Regions from separate parts of the Homo sapiens genome. Here all the other regions are linked to region 3. The links are chromatin loops, found by intact Hi-C in ENCODE. Cell type or tissue: Calu3. All regions are shown on one strand. Links, peaks and the distances in the headings refer to the core of each region. The heading gives the core; the rest is flanking DNA.

Region 1 (8,434 bases), core at 435-8,434, 140 kb before region 3:
CCCTTGCTAATATTATATTAATTTTTTTAATGTTAAAAAATAATGAAAGGTTCAGAGGTGCAATAGCTCAAAGAAATGTAATAGGTGTAGTAATGTTGTCATGCAGGCCTGTGTGAGTGCTATGCATCTGTTTTAGAGCAGGCAAACCTGCCATGCCTGCAGGTGTTTGCCTCAGGTCCCTGCCCTTAGGAAGTCTGAGAAAACCTACAAATGAAGGCAGAGCCCCTAGCAGCCAAAATTACCCTATGGGAACATTGTAAAAGGGAGTAACTATTTTAGACCTGATGAACTGTTGAATAGTACACGTATATAAGGAGTGGGTTGGGTAGTGAGTGCCTCACATTGATATTTCTATGAATATATGCTAAAAACAGATTCTAGAAGACCTAACCTTTTATTTCCAATTTTCCTCTCATTTTGAAAGTTGCTTTTATACCCTTCATTTTTCTATATTACTGTTTAAAATTTTATAGCTGTGGCAGAACTTCAGAGGATGCTATAGTTGTTTTGTTTCGAAACTAGTTAAAGAGCAAAATGGAAAAAGTAAAGCAACAAGGCAGTAACTGGTTAGTAATTAAACCTAAGTTATCAAATGGTCAGTAATGGTAAGAATGGCAAATGTTATCCGTACTATCCAGTTATATAGGAAATATGGATTTGTTCATTTATATATACATGGAGTCATCCCATAACAATAAAATAAGAACAATGCTCAGATGTTTTACTCTAGTACCTGTCATTCCTATGTAACACTTAAATTATCTTAAAAGCAATTTTCTATTAGATTGTGTATTTTCAAAAAACACGTTGCATGATGAAATTTGCCAGCTGTATTAAGATTTTTCTGATCCTTTCAAAAGTAAAAATTGATGTTTTGCAACAATTCTTCAATTATCTTTAAAAACTATTTTTCTTACTTTCCACTGTTTTCTGAATTTTTACTGTACCTATTTAAACTATTTCCAAACAACAGTAGGAGTTATTGTTCTAAAGTCATGCTTCTAATAATGTTAAAATAGTATTGTTTCTGAGATCCATCTCCATGTTCTGAAGAGAAACCATATAAAAGCTGTTTTTAAAACTCAACCCATTATTTGAGTGCCAAGTTAAGTGACACAGGTGTATTGCTTCTGACTCACACATAATTGCAATACAGTCAAACAAAGCAGGATGTTTTTGTTGTTCAGAAAACATTTGGCTCTGTGGTTTTGTTCCATTTCATATCAGAAATAGCACCACCAATAAACACAATAACAATAACAACAAAAAAATAAATTTGGTTACCAATTTCCAGTTAGTGTTAAAATTCAAGGAACCAACCAAAAGGCTCTGTACTTCGAAGGCCAAGACAATCTCCTGAACACTGATTTCCTCAGCTCCTGCTAATATCAAGAATTAGTTTGTGGTTAGATTAGCTTATGCTTTTAAATAACATTAATGATTTTAAAGCACTGGATAAATTCTCGTTTCAGGGGATATGAACAAGTCCATTGCCTTGTATTTAAACAAAATACAATTTTGCCTTTTGCAGCTCTGCAAAGGTTATTGTTATTTACTATGCATCAATAAATAATCTTTCAATTATCTTGTAAGCACATCCAAAAATAGCATGACAATCAAAAGGCAATGGTGTATCCAGTAATTGTTCCAAATAGATAATTTTGATAAATATGATCTTTGCTTAATTTCAGGTAAAAAAGAAATCTTACGAAATTTAGTTTTGCTAGACTTAAACCATGCAAAAATACCCTATGAAATGGACACTCTATTTAAACTGTATACTACTGTCTTTTACAGTGATTATAACTTATTAAAATCATTTTTTCATCTCTTGTATGAATAATATATTTACAAGAAAACATTACTTAAGCTAATACAGGTGGGGGGTTCCCACCTCCTGTGTTTTTTTAAAAAAATAAGCAGTTTCATTTGAGTTAAAAAGTATATTTCTTTATAATATTTGTTATGTATGTTTATTAACTTATGCTAACAATGGCTTAGCTCAGCAAACTGAAAGGAAGCCGTCCTTTAACTTATGTGTGCGTACGTATGTGTGTGTGTTGTGCTAAATTCCATTGCCTGTACTTCTAAATTATTTGTTGAGCCCTTTAAGACTTTTTTTTTCACGTTTTTCTGTATCAAACTAATCACATTTATACTCACAGCATATGTGTGTTCTTATTTTCTCTACTCTGTATTTTGATAATATTTTAAAGAAAAGAACCATAATAGAAATTCCCTAGAAATAATTTACAGGACTAATGAATTTGTAGGTCTCTTAGACAGTTCTACATTACAGTCACATTAATATTCTCTCCTTTTTATAAGGCTTGAAGTAAATCCCACGACACTAGAAGCATTTAGATACTGATTACTTGCGATTGGTTCCTGGTGATTTGCTCTTAATAATTTCCAGTTGAATTTAATGAAAGTATGATTCCTGAAATGCTGCTTCATTAAAATTGCAGCTTTTCCCCTTTAAGTGTGGTTTCGGTCATTTCACCCATTTTGCGGTGTGTTTTCCTCCCCCTTAAAAAGTAATGATTGAGAAAGCAGAAATAATTAAGAATACCACTTTAGTTCTCCCTGGAACTCATCCTCAGAGTTTCTCTGAGTGAAATGATGCAAGCTGCATTTCATCAGGATTTTATAATACTATTTTCCCATTCAATGAGATTATTTAATAATATATAAAGTTTTAAAACATAAATATGAATTTTGGGGGTAGTTGAGGGAAATTGAAGAAAGAATCTGTTGCATGTACAAGAGAACTGAGGTCTTTAGAATTTTTACTAATATGTATATACATATATTTAGGTTGATTAAGTTACACTGTGCAGCATTCAGACTTAATTTAACTGAGTTGTGATTTGCAAATGAATATCTACATGGATCCTTTTTAAAAATCAAAATGCAAATGAGTACAATTGCAGTAAAATATATTTGCAAATGAATCCTGTTGCTTTATTCATTTATTGTGTAATTACTGCAATCCTTCCCACCTTGTTTTCAGTATTTCTTAATCATTAAGTCGGAAGCATGACAGCAGTGCCAGCCCTGGCATGATTCTCTTTGACTAAAACCTTGTAAATTAACACAATTAGCACAGCATCATCCTGCTAATTAACTTCCAGTGTCTGGTGCAGTGGTTTTGCAAACAAGGAAGAGGGAGTCAGAAGGGAATCAACATGCCATTCTGTTACCAAACTGTGTGTTATGTTCAGTTTATCGCAGTAAGTCAGAGCCGGCCATGTCAGAAGCCAGAGTCAGGCAATGAAGAGCCACAGAGCTTGGAGGAAGAGCACAGAAGGGGGTAGAAACTGACAAAATAGACTGTAGTAATTCAGAAGGGGGTTGATGCCACAGATGCTTCATGTAGACCAGGCCTCCTCCTTATCAAGGCATCTCTGCCAGAGGGCACAAGACAGTTTGCAAAATTCACTTTGGGTAATACAAAAAAGATGAAGGAGAGATGCTTAATATAGCTGTACCAGAATAGGAAGTGTTAAACCAAGCAGAGATTAGACTGAGATGAGCCAGCAATGGGAAAAAGGAGAACAGGGTACCAGTCCTCTTCTGTAACTAACTGTATGTGAGACCTCGAGGGTACATTATAAATCGCTTTGGGCCCTGGTTTCCTAATCTGTGAAATAAAGTAATTTCTAAAGTCTCTTTACAATTTAAAATTCAAATTATTCTGACTGCTTAGTATTTTTTTCTTAAATGAGAAAATGCTCATTTTGTAGTTTGCTACATAGTCAACTTTGCTTCACTTAGTAACCCAGCAGATGATAGAATTACCCAGACCATCTCATTATCTACTTGTACTCCTCTAGCGTATGCCCTACGTGGTTTCCTATAGAAATTGAAAGAGTTAGAATCCAGAATCTCTCTCCATTCTTATCTTCCCTTTCCCCTCAGTTTCCTTTCTCTCTCTCTCTCTCTCTTTCTCTCTCATATATAATATATATATATATATATATGAAGATGTATAAGACAGGATGTGTATAAATACACACACACACACACACACACACACATTCTCCCCTCTTAGTACCTTGCAGGCTGTAAGGGGAGGAGGGATTATAAGAGAAGGAGGGAGAACGCTAGAAGACCGACAGACAAGTGATGCTTGTTTTTTTTTTCAGAGACTCAACAACAGAACTGAGAGGCAGAAAGGAGCCAGTTGTAATTCATACCGAGTTGTAGGCTTTGTGCGATGAAAGCGATGGAGCGCTGCCTGGGAGATTGCTTTGCTGCACTCCACGAAGCAGATTTGAAACTGTCGTGGACCACTTTAGATGAGAGTTGGATTATGGAATGACCTGCTATGTCTGTGTCATATTGTTCTGCGCAGGGAGCATTATACTGTGCTAACTAGGTGTTCAGTACCAAATAAGAGAGGTATCCTAGATGTGATCTGTCAGCTGTGTCTCATTTTTATATTGCTTAAAATGTAAAACAAACTGTGATGTGAACAGACAGAATAGCTAGATATTGTACATGTTAATACTGCCATGTGCAAGATATTTAAAATGTCTGCTTATTTTAAGAACCTATGATTGAATTCTAATTTGACAGGAATGTGTGTGTACATATATATGTGATTGTGTATGTGCGTATAGTAGGTAAGCTGATGGGCTTGACAGAAATAGATTTACTTATTCCTTACAAATGCAAAAAATATAGGTAACTACAGAGTTATATTTTAAACTCAGTGTGCTTTTTAAACAGGGCTGAAGTTTAGTCCATTTTAAAGAGTACTTATTATAGGGATCATAATAGGTATTATAAACAGTGTAGATCTTTTAAAGTATGCATATCATTAATGGAAAATAATAGGTAACAAAAGAAATTGGGGGAAAAGCTTTAAGAGTTCTGATGCCTATTTAAGTAAATTAACTCTTTTCCCCCCAAAATTCTTAGGCTTGAAGATGCAGTGGACGCCAGAGCATGCCCAGTGGCCAGAACAGCACTTTGACATCACCTCAACCACTCGGTCTCCTGCCCACAAAGTTGAAGCCTACAGAGGTCATCTGCAGCGCACCTATCAGTACGCCTGGGCGAATGATGACATATCTGCTCTGACTGCATCCAACCTACTAAAAAAATATGCAGAGAAGTATTCCGGCATTTTGGAAGGTCCTGTGGACCGACCCGTACTCAGCAACTATTCGGACACACCATCAGGACTAGTGAACGGTCGGAAAAATGAAAGTGAACCCTGGCAGCCTTCCTTGAATTCAGAAGCTGTTTATCCCATGAACTGTGTTCCGGATGTTATCACTGCCAGCAAAGCTGGAGTCAGTTCAGCCCTCCCTCCAGCAGATGTCTCTGCGAGTATAGGAAGCTCTCCTGGGGTAGCCAGCAACCTGACAGAACCTAGTTATTCAAGTAGTACCTGTGGAAGCCACACTGTACCCAGTCTTCATGCAGGGCTCCCATCTCAGGAATATGCCCCAGGATACAACGGATCATATTTGCATTCTACTTATAGTAGCCAGCCAGCACCTGCACTTCCTTCACCTCATCCGTCTCCTTTGCATAGCTCTGGGCTACTACAGCCCCCACCACCACCTCCTCCGCCACCAGCCTTGGTCCCAGGCTACAATGGGACTTCTAACCTCTCCAGTTACAGCTATCCGTCTGCTAGCTATCCTCCTCAGACTGCTGTGGGGTCTGGGTACAGCCCTGGGGGGGCACCGCCTCCGCCTTCAGCGTACCTGCCTTCAGGAATTCCTGCTCCCACCCCCCTACCCCCCACCACTGTTCCTGGCTACACCTACCAGGGCCATGGTTTGACACCTATTGCACCGTCGGCTCTGACAAACAGTTCAGCAAGTTCTCTCAAAAGGAAAGCTTTCTACATGGCAGGGCAAGGAGATATGGACTCCAGTTATGGAAATTACAGCTATGGCCAACAGAGATCTACACAGAGTCCTATGTACAGAATGCCCGACAACAGCATTTCAAACACAAATCGGGGGAATGGCTTTGACAGAAGTGCTGAAACATCATCCTTAGCATTTAAGCCAACGAAGCAGCTAATGTCCTCTGAACAGCAAAGGAAATTCAGCAGCCAGTCCAGTAGGGCTCTGACCCCTCCTTCCTACAGTACTGCTAAAAATTCATTGGGATCAAGATCCAGTGAATCCTTTGGGAAGTACACATCGCCAGTAATGAGTGAGCATGGGGACGAGCACAGGCAGCTCCTCTCTCACCCAATGCAAGGCCCTGGACTCCGTGCAGCTACCTCATCCAACCACTCTGTGGACGAGCAACTGAAGAATACTGACACGCACCTCATCGACCTGGTAACCAATGAGATTATCACCCAAGGACCTCCAGTGGACTGGAATGACATTGCTGGTCTCGACCTGGTGAAGGCTGTCATTAAAGAGGAGGTTTTATGGCCAGTGTTGAGGTCAGACGCGTTCAGTGGACTGACGGCCTTACCTCGGAGCATCCTTTTATTTGGACCTCGGGGGACAGGCAAAACATTATTGGGCAGATGCATCGCTAGTCAGCTGGGGGCCACATTTTTCAAAATTGCCGGTTCTGGACTAGTCGCCAAGTGGTTAGGAGAAGCAGAGAAAATTATCCATGCCTCTTTTCTTGTGGCCAGGTGTCGCCAGCCCTCGGTGATTTTTGTTAGTGACATTGACATGCTTCTCTCCTCTCAAGTGAATGAGGAACATAGTCCAGTCAGTCGGATGAGAACCGAATTTCTGATGCAACTGGACACTGTACTAACTTCGGCTGAGGACCAAATCGTAGTAATTTGTGCCACCAGTAAACCAGAAGAAATAGATGAATCCCTTCGGAGGTACTTCATGAAACGACTTTTAATCCCACTTCCTGACAGCACAGCGAGGCACCAGATAATAGTACAACTGCTCTCACAGCACAATTACTGTCTCAATGACAAGGAGTTTGCACTGCTCGTCCAGCGCACAGAAGGCTTTTCTGGACTAGATGTGGCTCATTTGTGTCAGGAAGCAGTGGTGGGCCCCCTCCATGCCATGCCAGCCACAGACCTTTCAGCCATTATGCCCAGCCAGTTGAGGCCCGTTACATATCAAGACTTTGAAAATGCTTTCTGCAAGATTCAGCCTAGCATATCTCAAAAGGAGCTTGATATGTATGTTGAATGGAACAAAATGTTTGGTTGCAGTCAGTGATAACTTCTTTAGAAAAAAAAAATGTAATGAATGTTGGCACACACACATAAAACCTGCTACATAGGGAATAGAGCCCCTTTCCAGTAGAGTTTAAATTGCAAAGGGTACTGGGGAAGATGACGATTAAGTTGCATCTTTAGAGTCAGGGTAGATTTGGAGGAAAAGTGCATCAAATGAGAGCTTCTGATTTGAAAGCCCCAGATGACAGAAAGCATATGTGGATGCTCAGTTCTGTTCAAGCTAGACAACACTCACCAAGGAGCAAGGTGCAAGTGTGTTGATTTCAGAAGGACATGAACCTCGTGTGTTGATTCCATTCTGCTGTTCTCGAGATTTAGTTGCTGTCAAGTGCCTGGAGTGGTGCTTTATTTTTTGTTTGCCTCACAATTACATTGGTGGCATGTGCTAATATAAAGAGCTTTAACTTCAAACATTATTGGACTAAAGAGATGAACAGTTGTGTTATGACAGAAAACCAGATTTTTGCCATTTTAAGAGCAACAGTATTCCTCAATCCTGTCTGTTCTGCAGTATTAAGCTAAGAACAGGTAAAACAGGGTAACGGTAATCTGGACCTTAATTTCTGCAGTTCATTTCTTTTAATGTTCTTGTCTGCAAAAACTCAGGAAAGTGATTGTGATTTGTACAGTACCTCAAAGGAATGTGTTGAAAGCACTATGTACTGCTGAGAGTAATAGGATAGGCTTCAATGTTACTTTATATTAAAATGTATGTTTACCTCAACAATTGGAAAATAGCAAGGAAAATTACTTTGAATGTATCCAGAAAAATACTGAAGTGTGATACAACTGAATATTTACAGTTTAAAGTAGAAATGGAAGGATTTTTTTAAGTTCTTTTACTAATTATGGGGAATTAACCAGAGCAGAATAATTCTTTATGTCAATAACTGCAAGAGTTCTTAGTACATTGCTCCTTGATAATTAAGTGAAAATGTTCTTAAAAGGTACACTGGTTAATTGAAAGCTACTTATTCAGTTTGTGTTAGTGTCTAGACCTGTCAGCCACAAGACCTGTTTAGGACCCTGAAAGTCACAGTACCTAAAAACTATGACTGCCTTTTTATTGCATAGGTGGTAGTGGTGGTGATGGTGGTGGTAGTTTGCAAGTTATCTCTTAAAACTGCTGGGAATGGTGTCATTCTATTCACTAATCTAGCTTATAGACTTGCCGTGCTGTTTGATAGAATGCAGAGGATAGCAACCAAAACAAATACACAAATAAATAAAAAC
Region 2 (8,454 bases), core at 115-8,114, 590 kb before region 3:
CCTTGTAATATAAGCCCCTCCAAGGCATAATTATGTAATAAAGTTCTTATTGGGAAAACTGGAAGTAGGCCAAGCCTTGTCCAAATATAGTGAATGTCAGAGCCAAATTTATTATCCTTAGCTATTAACAGGAGAAGGCAGGTTTTGTTTACCAAGCCTAATTCTCTCCTAATTACAGCCACTATAAAATAATTACTATCCATGGGATAACAACACAAGACAGAGTGACTAACAGAAGAAACTGCAGGGGTTAGAAAACAGAGTGCAATTCTGTGTCATTTTGAACAGCTTGTGTACTGCCATGAACAAATTAACGGACTTCATTAAGGAATTATGTTTTAAGAGTGGCTTTGCAGTGAAGCAGTAAAGCAATTAATGCATCTTATTTGGTCCTAGATCTGAGTTGTAGTGCAGTTTGAGACAGCAACTAAATTTTTTTTTAATTTTTGATGTATCAGGTTTAATAGGATTACAACCACATTACTGGGCGAGATAGTTAATGAGTGTAGAGAAAAGACTCTATTTTGGACAAATGATATCCAGCCCCTATGAACTTGTTCTGTCTTTATGAGCAGATTTCTTACCACAGCGATTTTAATAATCTACTAAAGACAAATGCCAACTTTTATATAATTCCATTCCACTACCTCCCCTTTATGTCCTAAACTCTGTTGGATTATACTTTTGATGAAAGGTGTAGTTTTCAGAAAGGCAAGAATATTCTGTATGTCTATTTGTGCCACAAAACTGGGAACTTGAAATATTATTTCAATATTTCATATTTGCTTTCCACACAAATCAAAACAGAATATTATCCAGTTGAAAAATGATGCTTCATTAAATTCTCAATGTTGCCCGTTCCCACGTTCCCTAACCTCTTCCATCTCATCACAGAGCCCCAGAGGTGTAAAGAAACCTTGCTGTAGATCTTTGTACCCTTAAAACGCATGCACCAGAATCAACCACTATTCTTACTACTTGTTCACAATGGCAAGAGTGAAAGGTCAAGTTGTGCCTCTTGCTGGTGCTGTGTCTCTTCTCTCTCTTTCCCCCCCAACTCCACCCCTCTCTGTAAAGGGTCACTTCTCCCTGCAGTCGGAAAAATGCTCCTGTTTTGGTGACTTGGTGAAAATGTACAAACTCAGCACACTTGGGGAGTCTGTTTTAGATACTCCTTTTAATAGGCCTCCAGATGGCCACATAAAAGCAAAAGGATTATTATAGCAACTCCCAACCGGGCCATTAGAGATAAAGGTGGACCAGAGTTTCCTTTAAAACCATTTTTTTTTGAGGAATATATGACCTGATCATAAAAAAAAAAAATCTTAGTATAAAAGTAGAGGAAGAAGTTCTAAATCCAGAAATTCATTTTTTGTATTGTATTTATCCCTACAAATGTCACTTCATGCAAATCAAGTCACTTCATTTAAACAGAAAACACCAAAATATAATTTTAGTTCTTTCCAACAATGCTATGACATGCTTTAGTATTTTTCTTTTAATTTAAAAAAAGCTTCTTTTTTTCTCTCCTTTTTATTCTCCAGACACTGAATGTTTCTATAGGGAACTAAAGTTAAGAAAGGAATAGGCAATAAAGAGATTCAGGAAAACATTTCATGTGGAAAAAGAAAATGTCCTATCATATATATATATATATATATATATATATATATATATAAAATATATATATATATAAAATATATATATATATAATATATATATATATATATAAAATATATATATTCCAAGTGGCTTTTGAGCTGTGCGGTTGAAGGGGGACATGAAATGAGGGTTCCCCAGTGGCTGAACACCTCATTGTACAATCAAAGAAGTATCATTGAACATCTCCTTTCCCTACTGTCAAAAGCCACAGTAGCTCTGAGGTTGGAAATAGGACTGGCTGGCTTTGCACGTGAGAATCATGGGTTCTGCTTTCCTACTTTCTCCCTTTTTATATTTTCCAAAATATTCCAATGTGCATTGTTCACTTTACCCTTCAAAAGTTTTGTTTTGGGATTCTCCACGCACATCCCCCACTACGACACATACACACTTCTTGTTCCCAGGAAGTAAAGCCGGTAGATGCTATTACCTGAAAACTGAACAGGTTTTTCTCCTTCCTGCTCTATTAGACTTTTACTATGAATCAGTTCCTCCTGGATTCTAGAGTTAGCCTTGTTGGTTTGCCCTAGTTTAAATTGTGGCTTTCCACATTTTCTCATGTCTCCTTGGGAATTTTAGTGAAAATTTGGAAGAGACAGTACTAAAAATTACTAGTCAATTCCCATCTTAAACTTGAAGTTTATTTTACCAATTCATTATTATTATAATAAAATATTTCAAAAGTGTAAAGTACAGGGAATAATAGGCACTCGTGTATTCACTATGATTTAATAACTGTAAGTGAATTATAAAATTTTACATGTTTGCTTCATGCCTTTCTTCCTAACAAAATAATACAAAGGGAATTGAAGACCACTGTGTACCCAAAAGTGATGTCATGACCCCCTTTAATTATCATCCCCACTTCCTGCCAAAGGTAAGAGCCACTGTGTCAAAATTGGTTTGTAGCTTTCACATCCACGTTTGTGTATGTTTACTACATATGTATGTATCCATAAATAATGTTACATTGTTCTATAATTTTAAATGTACATAAATGGCATATATCAGATACTTGCTTTTTCACTCACCATTATGTTTTCAAGACTTATCCATGTTCATGCATTTAGAATTGGTTAATTTATTTTAATTACTATATAGGCTTCCATCATGAACATGAATATGATACAATTCATGGATGCATTGTCCAACTGAGAACAAGGCCGCCATGTCATGCAATTTAGCAGATAAAGCAGAATAATCATTTCCTTTATAGTCTGTGATGTTCTTTGCTACTAAAAAAAGTTTTTGTTGCTTAAAACCACATTTTAAAATGTTACAAAACATGAATGACAACACAACCAACCTTTCTAGTAATTCACACCTCTCCGTGGAAGAATTTGTCCTTTGGCAATTGTGATAAGTATAAATGTGGGGCTGGGTGTGGCTCAGGCCTATAATCCTAACATTTTGGAAGGCCGAGGTGGGTGGATCACTTGACTCCAGGAGTTTGAGAGCTGCCTGGGCAACAGAGTGAAACACCGTCTCTACTCACAATACCAAATATTAGCCCCGTGTGGTGGCACATGCCTGTAGTCCTAGCTATTGAGGTGGCTGAGGCGGGAGAGATCACTTGAGTCTGGGAGGCTGAGGCTGCAGTGAGTCCTGATCCTGCCACTGCACTCCAGTCTGGGTGACAGAGTGAGAACTCGTCTCAAAAAAAAAAGAGGGGGGCATATATGTGGAGAGACCATAATGTTGCTGGCCATAGTTGGGGAGAAAAGTTAGGGGAAGGTAGGAAGCTTCTTAAATGTTCCACACAGCACAAGTGGACAGAAACAATACCTTCTTCATAATGAAGAAGCTGGTCCAGAAACTTTTAAAGCCTATAGCCCACATTCATTTAACGTTATAAAGACAATGAATTGACATGGTGGATTGTAAAACACGTGGCAATGTATCTTGTCAACGACTCACAGATACTTAAAGACCTTGAATTATGCATTAATGTGATATACCCTCATGGTTCTGCCATCACAGTGCATTTACTGCTGAGCCATAGATGGTGTGATATGTGATATCCATCCAACCATTTACAGACTTTCTGTATCGTCATTTCAATTTCTCTACCTATCCAGTTTAAAGACTTTTAAACTCCATTTTAAAAGTAAACACAATTATAAATTTAAAATGTTATAGTGCTATCCAATGTCTAAAGAAGGCAAAGATTGTTGACTCAAGGTCACTAACATCCATTTACCAGAGATCAAGTGTAGAATGTTGCATATTGAAGTATCATTTAATAGAAAGTAAGGACTGGCAGCATTAATGCCATTATCAGTGACCTTTCTTCTCAGGGATTATAATATTTCAATATACCTGTTCACTAGGGTCAACCTTATACATAGGTAAAGTAAACATTTACCTTTGGCACATATTTCAAGGAACATGGGGCAAAGACAGCTTTGCAGAAATCGCTTTCTCACCAACCTATCACAGAGTTTGAAATTCCCATCATTTGGAACTAATTATTTCGATCTGAGGCATTTTATCTAGAAAAGTCCATAATATGAAATAAATACAGCAAGGTAAAATAAAACATTAAGCCTTTTACCATTCATTAAGACCTTAATTATAATTTGTTCATAGGCATTGCTAACCAGTGACCTACCAATATCTTGAAAAAAATGGGCTAGTCCACTGCAATGTTATGATGAATGAAGAGAGGAAATGTCTATACTGTGAGAAGCTGTGCAGTGGGATTTCGAAACAAAGAATGAAATTAGGGAATCCGAGGGGGTACCAAAAAGTGAACGCTTTGGAGGTTGAAGAGAGAGAACACTGAACATTGAGAAAAGGGCATTGAAGAACAACTTTGTGCATGTGTGTGTGTGCTAGGGACGTGTACATGAAAAATACCTATTTTAGAATTTTGCCTGAGGCCAAGCCTGTGAACAACTAAATTTTGTCCTTCCTTACACACATATTATTTTTTCTTCACTCTACTTAAAAACTAAAGAAAATATTTTCTTAACACTTCAAGACATATTACATGCATTCATTCTCTTAGCCTTCTACCCAAAAAAGTACTTTTTTTCTTTATTGACTTTTTATTTCTCTTTTTTATTAGTTTATACTTTGTGGAAACTGAAGGAAGTATTTATAGAAGTTTTAAATGTTGACACTACAGAATCTCTTTGCTTGGTGGAATTTTGTTGGCACAAATTATGCTTCAAGCGACCACCAAGCATTTTTATATTTGACTAGGAACTAATTCAAAGTATGCTTCATAAACAAGGTAGTCATCTATTTGTTTGCTTACAGTCACACTTGGAGCTTGGCTTGAACTAGCCATTTTTATGTAAGAGAGTAGACATCTTAATAATTCTGATAAGCAAGACCTCTTTCTATATGCCTTTGAGACTTAAGCCTAAAGGATTTAAGACCAGCTTCCCCCTAAGAAAAACACCACCACCTCAGTAGCTGATGTTGGCTGAATGCTTACCAAATTCCAGCCACTGGGAGGCAGTATTGTGTAGTAGTTAAAATTGAGTTTTGCCATCAGCTAGACGAGGGTTCAAGTCTGACTCTAACATGACTGCTAGTTAACCTCTCTAAGCTTCATTTTCCTTATCTTGCAAAGTGGTATAAGACCTGTTACTCTTTCATACTGTCCTGAAGATTAAATGAGATAATATATCAAGTGCTTAGCATATGCCTGGTGCTCATAAAACCCAATAAATCTAATTTCTTGGTGAAAGTATGTGATATATGGATCTAGTCCAACCTACTGATCCTTTTTTCTCCTCCTCATACACTCAGCTAACTTTCAAACTCCTCTTAGAAACGAGTGCCATGGACCTAGAAGCAGAAAAAGTTAATTTTCACAAGCAGAATCTTTGGAATTAAGCCGAGGTACAAATCAGCAATGCTTTTCCCGAGCCTCTAGTTTCTCCTTTCATCTAATTACATACAGTCTCAGCAGCAGGGAAAAAGATGTCTTTTCACCTAATACCAGAGACAGAGACTGAAACCGGATGAGTAAAAATTTTAAGGAAAGCAAATCAAAGCCTAGTCACTTGGGGTTCCTGTATCTGCCAACCACACACCAGTGCAAAATCAGAAACCTCTAGATCCCTTAGTCTTTTCTCCTGTGTCCCCAAACCAACAACCATTACCTAGGGACCCACTGACATTCTTATCCTAGGACTTTTCAATAGCTCCAGGATTTCTTTTTCATAATTTCCTCTGTTACCTCATACTGCAATGTTGTCTTCAATAACAATTGCATTTGCCACAGAATACTATGTGCCTTGTTCCTACTGGTAAGCAGATGATGCTGTTAGGTAGAATGAAGTTCCAGAGTCCAATGTATTACTTTTAAAACATTTTATACTGCCAGAGTAGTCCCTGGTCTTTATATCCATATCCTTAAATTTATCTTCTACTAAACTTAATTATTCAAAGTAACAGATATATTTCACTAAAGAGTCTTTGGTAAATATTAAGTCTACAGAGCTACAAAGAAAATTCTATTCTTGATACTGTATTAACATGCAGAGACCTCATAGTAGTTTATAGTTCTTAAGACAGAGAATAGTTTCAATGAAAGCCTTGTTCGAGTCATGCAGAACTTCTGCTGTGGAATCAACAATTGACCCTGTATCCAGCTTATTCACTGATCTCAATTTCACCACTTACATCTAAGCTTTAAGTATTTTGAGGATTCTGGTCACAAATTGTTTTCCAATTCTTACCAATCATTGACTTCAAAAGTGAAGTAACCTACCGATTCTTGGGGATCTAGACCAGTTTCACTCTATATTTTTACTTCCTAAGAAGAGGGATTAGTGGCCGTTCAAAATGTATGTTTATGTGTAAAGTTCTTTCTCATCCTTTACAGTTTTGACACCTTTTCAGTTTAACATATTATAAGCCTATATATTCATTAAAATATCATTGATCATTAGTTTTTTCCCAATGTCAATCCTATGATAGATTCTCTTGAAATGTAAGTAAATGTATTGCATTTTCTACAATCATTTTACTTGCAGATGAAGGGTTTCTATATTTGTCCTTAAGTTTTCTGAGCAGACATTCAGAAGCAGAACTCTAGCCTGTTAAAAGGCACAGCTGTACCCTGCAGGTAGAATGAAAAGGTCCTCGATGAGGTCTTGGATGTGTGTCCTTACATGCTTCATACTGCAACCTAATGTGCAGTTGCAGACCACCCCACCTGAGATAATAAATGAGAAATATTCAGGGCTGTTGAGCACTGTGCAAATTTTCACAGAGGATCAGCACAAACTTAGCACAGGTGTTCACATAATTGTGATTCATTGGAAAAATTCTCAGTGCTCAATAACCCTCACACTCTTTTCCCTCCTAGGTGGTGGTTGAGTGTGAGTATATTGTGGGGAAATGTGCCATGATGTTGGGCTCCACTGGTGCTTGGCTTAAGGGTGTTGGGCTGATAAAAAAGAATGGCTAAATGTGCTCAATTCTCTTGGTCCATTTGCTTAAGTTTCAGAAACGGAAGGATGATATGTATTCAACTGTTCAATAGATAGAAACCAACTCCAACATTAACAAAAAAATCTCTTTGGAGATTGGATAAGATTAAGACTTTTTCTGTGTTTAATTTTAAAATCATTAAATCTCAAAAACAGTGTAAAGATCCCACTCCTCATTTTTCTTGCATTGTAGCTGCCATCTTCTGGGGAAGTATGCCACCTAATTACCAGTTCTGTTCATGTCTTAAGATTGGTCATCATTTGGAATAGGAACCAAAGGTAATCATTCTGAACTAGTAAGACAGCTCACTCTAAAATCAGCCATTGGTATCAGCCTTAGCTTTTCTATTTGCAAAGTAAAACACAATTCTATAATCTAAATCTCTTCATAATTATACAAATTTGCATAACTTCTAATGTAACAAATTAAATGATGGATTTTAAAAAACTGATTCTGCAGTTAATGAATATTGATTAGGCTCCTATATTGTGGTGAAGCACCTTGAATTTGAGGGTAAAGCAAAAGGAAAACCAGCTGCCTATAATCTGCACATGACTGGTCTTTATGATTTTTTTGAAAGCACTGAATTAAAAGGATTTCAAATGTTTGTGCCTCTCTCTATTTGAAATTTCTTCAAACTGCATTTACAATAATCAATTCAGGTATTTATTCTGCTGATTTCCATGTCTCTGTGTTAATAAAAAGTGTCTGTCTTCATAATGTATTAAAAATTTTCCCTTAAGGGAGTGATCAAACAGATCATATTTTGATATTTTCTTTAAACTTCTGCTAATTTCTTTCAATCACTTGACATATGTCTATGATTAGTTGAACAGATTTATAGAAATTTTTCTGATTCCTCCCCAAGAAAAGAGCAAAAAAAATTACATGTCTATGAATTTCTAATATTTCTGTGCAATTCTTTCAAGTGCTTAACTAAGGATGCAGACCTAAAAATAGTTGGAAAATGTCTCTATAGTTTTGATGTTCCTTCAAACCAAGAACCTACCTGGTACCATTGCAGTGGAGGGTCTGGGTCTCTTGTTTCCACAACACCTCGGGCTTTCTGAAAAATGGATATTTTCCCTCATTTTCAAATAGAGAAACAAAGCATTAGTACTGCCTGAAATCTGAAATTCTTCATCAGCCACCTACTGCCAGCTCATGATCCTAAGTGAGACACTCCAGGCAAAAAGATGTGCTATTAGTAGCAGACACATTAGCCCTACATCCATATATTGTCCCTTACCCTCATGACCTACTGTGTACCAGGATGTCACTAAGATCTCATCTGCCAATAATGGAAACAAGCTTTTATGAGCTTAGTGTCTCCCTTTC
Region 3 (8,454 bases), core at 346-8,345:
GGACAATCCTTACTTTTAGACTTGAAAAGAATTGGTCAAAGGATAAATAGAATCCACAAAAAAATTTGCGTATAAAGCAGCACAGAAATATCTTCAAAGGAAAAGCATCTTCCACTGATCTATTTTTAAAATAGAATGATATATTGTGACAAAATCTAAAATATTAGAGCAGCTTCCATCTTTCAATTCTGAGATGTATATAACCATTAGCAGTGGCAGCATATGCTCCTGCTGGGAGCTTAAAAATAGTTATTTTCTGATTGTCCTCTCTGACGCTTTAATGTCCTATGGCATAGGGTTCGATGCCTTTGTTTATTTTATGTTAGATTTCTTTATATTCTTTCTAAAATAATATGGCAATAAGTCATATTTCTCATGACAACAATGATTTTAATCCATTCATGTGAGTATAAATAATTGTTATCAATACCTGAATATCCAAAATGACTCTAGATCACTAAAGGTGGCACACTTGAGTGTTAGCATGCAGGAGTCAGTGACAATACATCTTTGTCTTTTAGATCTCAAAGGAGCCATGCTGATTTTAGCCATAGGAAAGACTGTGGAAGGGGTGGAAACCATGACTTTCCAGCTGTGTTTCTGTAACTCAGATATCTACAGCTGAGATAACTAATCCTCCTGGCTTTTCTTTGCTTTAACAAAAACAATAACAGTACATAATGCGCAAAACCGGGTCTGATCGTGGTGGAGTGTTATGTGTGTTCACTTTGACCTATATTAAAGGAAAAAGAGAGAAAAGAAAAAAGCTTTATTTTGGTTACCTAGCAATTATTTGTAGATCCACTCCCCATTATCTCATGTCCCAAAATAGACTCTCGAGATCAGTGCAGAGATGGTAAATTTCACATTTTCAATATTTCCAAGTAACGGTCAATCTTTAAAATTCTGAAAATTGCATTCAGTAACTCTGGAGCATCTATGCCTGTTAACTTGGGTTGTTAAATAATGAGTTATAGAAAGAGACATGGGACACACATCTTTTTCTCTGATTGTAACTCAGTACCTTGTGGATACACTTGCACAGCCCTTTAAACTAATAGCATTCATAGAGTCTTCGCTTACTTTCCTCACAATCTGCATGTTGGTGCTTTCATCATCCACTCTCAGATTTAGTTTGAAATCTCCCAAAGTGTAGCTCTTGTAACTCTTCTTGAAAGACAGCTGCCCAATCAACCCTGCTTGACTACAAGGAAGTTTTGAGGAAACTAATTATAGGAGAGTCATGATAATCCCCAAACTCTTAGGTAAATAGGAAACTCTACGGAACTATGTGGTTATGCTAACAGCTTATTTACGAATGTGGTCTTTATTTTGGCATTTTTTTTTACAGTTTTCACTGTACACTTTTAAGGCACATGAGTATGCATTTGCTGCTCATTACACGCTGCAGTTCTGGGGCAAAGCTGGGTACAAAGGGACTCTGAAGGACAAACCTGACCATTCATCTGTACACACGTACCATGCTGGCTGCTGTGAGTTGTAGAAAGAAGCTCTGCAGATTCTCCAATGGGAAGAAATAATGAGCTTAAAGCAACAGCTCCTGTGAAAGCAGTTGGCAGTTAGATAATGATGGATATGTTACAAATTCCAGAAATATCAGCCAAGAAAGATGAATGGTGCATATAAAGAAAGGAAGGCTAAAATCTACCACCTTTGTTTTAGGGGTAAACACAGAAGATGCTTCTCAGCATGATGGCAATTTTGCTTGAGGTATATTGTATTGTAATGGCACCACATTACAAAACAAATTTCTTTTGGAGGGAGATCACTAAGAAAGAAATTAGACATGGAAAGAGCTACAAAGTAGAAGTTGAAATTTTGGCCTTGAAATTTAAGTTTTCCTATGTACTCTCTTGGTGAAATTACTTAACGATTAGCAACTTGGTCCCCTTTTGTACGATGAACATGGGCTGGTAAACTTAAGACAGTGTTTACGGACATCAATACCATTGATTAAAACGTAAAAGTTCTGTCAAACAGTAGTTTGATCTTCATGACAGCAAACAGCCTGTTTGATGTTTTTATTGAATCAATTGATTTTTTTTTCACTGAATTGATTGGTTGTTTTACTGTCATGTGGACACTTCCTAAATCAACATGTGCCTCTATAGAGGGATTTGTAACAAATTCTGAATTCATGAATGCCTCTAGAATTCCAGGCTAACAGAACCTTATGAAACACAAATTGCATCAGAATAAGTGGCATCAATGCTGAGAAAAAAGTGATTTTTCCTTAAAGTTGAATTTGAATTTTAGAATTCCAGCAACTTAATGTTATAGACTGATAAAAGGTATTTTTCTGTTCTTACCTTGTTCAAGTATGTACTTTAAATGTTGACTGAGTTGTTAGATAATACTCCACCAATAAAGGGAGGTTAATTTGCCATAGATTTTTAAAGATGAAAGAAAAAGATAACAGATGCCCACCCCCACTCTACCCACACTATCTCATCTTTTTGATTCCCAAGCTTATACCTTATACAGGTTTTCCAACCCCTAAAGGAAATTATCACACATAATATTCATTCCTGTCAAGATGTTTTAAATGCTTACAGTGTGAGTCCTGCAACACATTATTTTTTTTCCTAAAAAATTAGGATTTACGAACAGGCTTTTGTTTTAGCAGGGGAGTTTAGGCACAAAGATGAAGTCTGCTGTATTCTGCCTATGGAAGTGATGTACCAGCCATTTTACTGTGCATATGGTAGAAGAAGGCAGTTATGGACAGTTTTTAGCTGTCCTGATTTCAATGCAAACTAGTAAATATCACTGCTGAGAAACTCAAAAGACTGATGTTGCTTATATAATTAGCATATCTGTTTCCCACAGGGGCTACAGTAGGATTCATTTTCTAGGTGGGCTGTGATAGACCTGGAAGGGTCAGTTTATAACAGCTCTGGCCCATCAACTTTCACCACATACTGGGATTGTGCAGAACTCCAAATTCACTTAATGATGAAATTCTGTCTATTTGCTATGTTGCTTCTCTCTGACACTAACCAATGCATGCCACTAGATTTTCTCTTGTGTCACTTACTCATTCATTCACTTATTTATCACTTGAAGATCCACTTTGAGACATTTCATTCACAGCAGATACTTCTGTCTCCTACTTGATTGATCAAAGCTATCTGACCCAAGTTTTATTTCCTGTCACACTCTAACTTCCAAATATCTCTACACTTGTATTATTCTTACCAACTCAAATAAGTCTATATATTTTTAGCTATCTTTTCTTTCCCTCCTACATAACTGTGCTTTGGAATAATGCCCTGTTTCTTTCGAATGTACACTGATTTCTAGTGGCTCCATCATCACTGCCCACAAATATTTTCATGTCTTCCATTACAAAAGAAAAAAATGTCTCTAGCTGTGGTACTCTTAGAGTTACTACTCCTTTACTGCCAAGTTTCCCCAAAGAGCGATTTACAATTCTAGCCACCATCCCCTTACCACTCCTCACTGACAGTCCGGCTTTCAGTTTCCATCCTCATCATTTTACAGGAACTTGTTTCCCCAAGGTCACTAGTGTCTTCCTAATTGCCAAATCCAGAAGTGTGTTATCAGTCCTAATTCCTGAAATTACTCTTGCATTAAACACTTACTTGACTCCTTTGACTCTTTTGTGTGTGTGTGTGTGTGTGTGTGTGTGTGTGTGTGTGTTTGGTCCTTCAGAGTACTCATGCATTCTCATGGCTTTAATACTGAGTGGCAGGAATGGATGGGAAGAGCTTTGATATCAGACAGATATTCATTCTAATTCTACCTGGTCCTTCCATTTATGAGCTATGTGATCTTGGATACATTTTTTAAATTTCTCATAACCTCATTTTTCTCATTGCAAAGTAGAAGTAATAATGCCTAGTGCATAGGATAGACAGGATTAAGTGAGACTGCAAAATGCATAGTGGGTGCTCAATAGATGGTAGTTTCCTTGGCTTTCCTCAATAGTTTCCTGAATTTTCTGCTAAGCTTGATCATCTTTTCTTTCGGTTGGTTATTTGTACTGGATGCTTCTACTGCTACCTCAGTTGTAAATATTAAAGACCAGAGTCAACATGGCCTTCACAAAGGCCAGTGACAGCTGTCTGGGTTCAGTTGGGAAGCTCTGAATTGCTGCATCACAAAGAGTTATTATGGACGCTGCTTTCTGAGGGATCTCAATAGTTGTGGCTGCTGTTATCTGTCCCAACTCCATTCTAGTTCTACTCAGCTTTCCTCCTTTTTCTTGCTTGGTGAATTGAAGTCATCCTGGCTTCTACCTTTGACCTTCTTCTGGGCCCAGTGGAGACTCTGAGTTCTAATTTCTCTCCTCAGTTCAAACTGGCTTCCCTCCTTCCCATGGGGATTGATAACCAAGTTCGTGGTTTTTCAGGCCTCCAGTGTTGTCTGCCTGGATAGCTCTCTGTTGCCCTCACCTGACACAAATCCACAATTATCAAAGCCACTTCATTGAAATCTGCTTCCAAGATTCCCCCTTTTAGGGTGTGACAAGTATTGTCATCACTTTCAAGTTCTCAAGCTGGAATGCTTGAAGTAGAATTTCACCTCTATATCTCACCTTTTACTCCAGGAGAGCCCTCAAGTCCATTTAATCCACAGTTACTTGAGCTTTACAATGCTTCATAAATGGATCTTTTATTATTTATATTAATAGGAAAACAATGTCGCTAATAATAGTAATAATAATAATGATAACAATAATAGCTAACATTTATTGAGAGTCTACTATATGCCAAGCATTGTGGCAAGACTTTGAAGCCTCATGTATTATAAAAAAGAAAATTGAGATTTAGGGAGGTTAAATACCTTGCTTAAGATCATAGTAAGTATTGGGGCTCAGGATTTCAGCTCAGATTTGTCAGCTCCCAAAGCCGTTTTTATTCACTGGTCTATGTTGTTTGAAATGACCATGCCCCCAGGATGAAAGCATTGATGTGTTTTTCATAAATATTTCTCAAATTGCATATCCACAGATGTTGTGAAATTACACCAACTAGTGATTTCATAGAATTAGAAATAAATTGTAAATAAACTGTTACTCTAGTAAACATTTGCCAAGTGCTGCCCAGAAATAAGGATAGCCCCAGTGCTGAAGAAAGAGAGCAGAGGGGAATAGTGTGAGATTATGGAGAAAGGGAAATAAGTGAAAATGTGATCCCTGATGTCCACTTATTTAATTAGTGGAAACATTCTCTGGCTGGGAAGAAATAAAAAGGGGTGTCCTTGGAAAAAGTAAAAGTTGAAACAGGTAATGGTGTGAGGCCATAGAAAGTCAATAGAGAGGACCAGTGGTAAGGTTTGAAAAGACAGATTACCTCTTGAAATACTTTCCATTAGCATTAAACCCTTGAACATGTACATTGCAATGTCAAACCAGTTTGTATGGAAATTCTAGCACTCTTTGTGCATTGTCTCAGATAGAGCACTGAACTTCAAATACGAATACTGAGTTCTCTTCACAGTTCTATCATTAAACAGCTGTTTGACCTTGGACAAATCTCCCAAACTTACTGGCTCTCAATTTTGTCATCTTTAAAATCCCCATGAGTTGGACTGGATGAACTCTAAAGATCTCTCCTGCTTTAGCATTCAGGTATTCTGTATGCTCAAAATGAGGTGATGACTTATGGCTTAGGTTGGTGCCCCAGTACCTATACTACAAATTTACTAACATTACAGATGGATGTCATGGGTTGCTCTGGTCACTCAGATTGTGGAGGAAATTTTAAATCTTGATAAGAGAGTCCCCAAATGGTGGATAAGCACATGACATCAGAGGTCATGTACCTTTTGTAAAGTACCAGAATGTGTTATCGTTTTGCCTTGCCACTGAAGTCCCTTTCTAATTCTTGAGTCAAGCCTCCTGCTCCCCCTTGGTGCATCTATTTCATTGCAGCTGCTGCATATAACCTCAGTTAGCATGTGCACAGGAGGGTCTGTGCAACTGTACATGTGAAATCACAGTTACAACTGAACAAGAGAATAATTTGGTCAGTAGTTTAGTATCTCAAAATCTAAAGAATGACCACCTTCAGCTAGACCAGTAGACCCAAATTGCCCTTTTTATTGCTTCACTAAGATACACCACTTTGCCCAGTTCATTTATTGACTTTTTCATCTCAAGCACAAATTCTTACCTAGGTAGAAGCTAAAGGTCCACAACACACTAATTGTAAAAGCAAAAGTGCCAATTCAACAGAATTCCAAAACCACAAGAAATGTATGTGAACTTGACAACTCCTGCGGTACATTAAGTCTGAAAACGATTTTTTTTTTTTAAAAAAAAAGAGGATTTGGATGCTCTTTTGAAAAACCCCATCTCTCTAGTGCAAGAATGTGTTTATCTACAGGAAATGAAAAGGAACTTAGCATCAGTTGTAGAAAACAGTGAGAAACACTGAGATTGCTTTTCAGAGTCCAAGAAAAAGCTGGCAGCTAGGATTTGGTTTAAATCACACCCCTAAAATATAACCCCAGCTTCTAGATACATACGTTATTTGTATTAAAAAGCCCAACTTTTTTTCCCTCCTCACTACTCTACTTTTCAAAAAGCAGCAAGAGTTAAAACACATGAGCAATTTTTAGAGGAAACCTCATGACTAGCAATCAGTGCTAATAAGATTCTTTTCCTCTTGCAAGATTCAGAGAAAGCCCTCGATCCGTGCCAAGCACATTCAAAGGCAAGGGACTAAGAGCTCCCCTCACAGGTTCATTATCATTCTCAGGTTATTCCAAGCCAAGTGAATCAGGAAAGCAAATGAATTAGTGAGAATTAAGGAGCCTCTGTGGTCTGAACCCACTCCAAATCTCAGCTAAGATGAAAGGTAGATGCTGATGTCTCATGTCCCAGGGTTCTCAGGATTGGAGCCCCAGTGCCTAGCTGTTCCTCTAGAGCCTTGCAGAAATGTGCAGGCAGTTAATGTTGCCTAACATCTCCTGACCGTGGGTTCAGCCATGTGGGAAAAGTTTTATGAGGCTGCAAAACCAAACCCCCTTTCACTCACAATTAATTACAGAAGACTTGCTGTATCACCTAGCTGTCAATGAGTCCAGCATGGGCACTTTTCTTTCTATTTTGACCACTTACTAATAATCAAAGATACCAGGGTAATGCTTTATTATATGAAGATATCAAGTGGGATTTCTGAAGAACAAATCTATAAAATATTTGAAGGGCTAAGTGTTAAGCTTCTTTGGAAGTGATGCCTTGAGCTGAGGAGCAGGATTTGAATGTGAACTAAAGTCCTTGGAATTATAGAAGTTTTTGTTGTTTTTATTGTTGTTTTAAATGCTCCTGGCAAATTGGGGTGGGCAGAGTGGGGAGGGTGTATGCTTTTGTACTTGTGACGGAGATACAGTAATCCTTGGAGCATCTGTGGGATTTAAACAAAACATGTAGTAAAGGTTTGGGAGTAGCAGTTTGTTTTCATTAAATACTTGTTACTGCTAATTATGTTTGATCACTATAAAGAATACAGTTTAATTAAAGAAACACAGTGGTTAGGAAAATATTTGATTTCCAAAGAGAACAATTTATCTTTGTATTACTAAGTAGGAAAAAAAGTAATTGCAACTGTTTATTTTTCAGTATATTGTTGGTTTTTATGCAGAAGTTTCATTCCATTTTTGGGGAAAATCTTATCCCTCTTCTTAAAATTACAACAAAGTATTAATTTCATATCACACTGTTTGAATGCATGCTTCTATTTATTTAACGTAAGTGATTATTTAAAAATTGAAACATTTGGCAAATGACATTGAACAACATATTCTAATATACATTTGAATCAATATATCTTCTTTCTCTTTGGAGAAGCTTTCAGTGTTAACTCTTTCACTGAACGTTGAAATGTGCTATGCCATTATATGTTTTCCCTCATCAACATACGGTTTTCATTTTAATTTTGCCAGGTAATATTTTGGTAGTGCCCTGATGGAAATTAATAGAAAATGAAGGCAGGTAACTATCTTTGTAAGCAAAACCTAGTATTCATATTGCTTGTATATCATAATTGTTCTTTTAAGCAGTCATACTAGAGAGCTTTGATTTTTTAAAATGTATCTTCCCTATGTCAGTTTAGTTTAAGTGAACGCCCATGAGCTCTGTAAGTTCAATGGAAAAAAGTATATTAACTTAGTATAGCTAATATAATATTTTTTTAAAAAGGGAAATTCAAATATTGTGTTTATAATATGTAAATGTCAGGGATGACTCAGTCCTAAAACAAGAGAGAGTCACTTCTTTGTAATCTTAACACCATAAAGAGTACTAAAAATATAAGTGCATTATAAGTTTTGCATTATACTTTACAAAGAAGTGATTTTTATCTTTCTATTTTAAACATATGCCTGTGGATTTTGGAGGATATTTGTTTGTAAAAATATCTGGACTTTTTTCACTTTTTCTTCTAACCCTTATACACCCTAAAA

The links. Hi-C counts contacts between places; a loop is a spot of excess contacts. Peaks named below come from ENCODE experiments on the same cell type or tissue, not always from the same donor. Only the 100,000 strongest peaks of a DNase experiment are listed, where the experiment ranks them.
Region 1: a loop joins it to region 3, with 5 times the contacts of the local background. A loop is called at or near these places in 5 of 110 quality-filtered maps.
Region 2: a loop joins it to region 3, with 8 times the contacts of the local background. A loop is called at or near these places in 17 of 110 quality-filtered maps.

What each region holds. Positions count from the first base shown.
Region 1 is chr2:163,608,299-163,616,732 of GRCh38, reverse strand. It overlaps FIGN (fidgetin, microtubule severing factor), which reads left to right. Exons shown (of 3, transcript NM_018086.4): 3 at 4,927-8,434. The coding sequence ends at 7,181. Among named protein-coding and RNA genes, the nearest start is that of FIGN, 120 kb to the left of the region's middle. In Calu3, for the core only: no CTCF peak of the experiment used is centred there; a DNase peak (open chromatin) is centred at 5,332.
Region 2 is chr2:164,058,000-164,066,453 of GRCh38, reverse strand. No RefSeq gene overlaps it. Among named protein-coding and RNA genes, the nearest start is that of FIGN, 330 kb to the right of the region's middle. RefSeq lists a silencer at 5,001-5,295. In Calu3, for the core only: no CTCF peak of the experiment used is centred there; a DNase peak (open chromatin) is centred at 5,113.
Region 3 is chr2:163,468,115-163,476,568 of GRCh38, reverse strand. No RefSeq gene overlaps it. Among named protein-coding and RNA genes, the nearest start is that of FIGN, 260 kb to the left of the region's middle. In Calu3, for the core only: a CTCF peak has its summit at 4,401; a DNase peak (open chromatin) is centred at 4,428.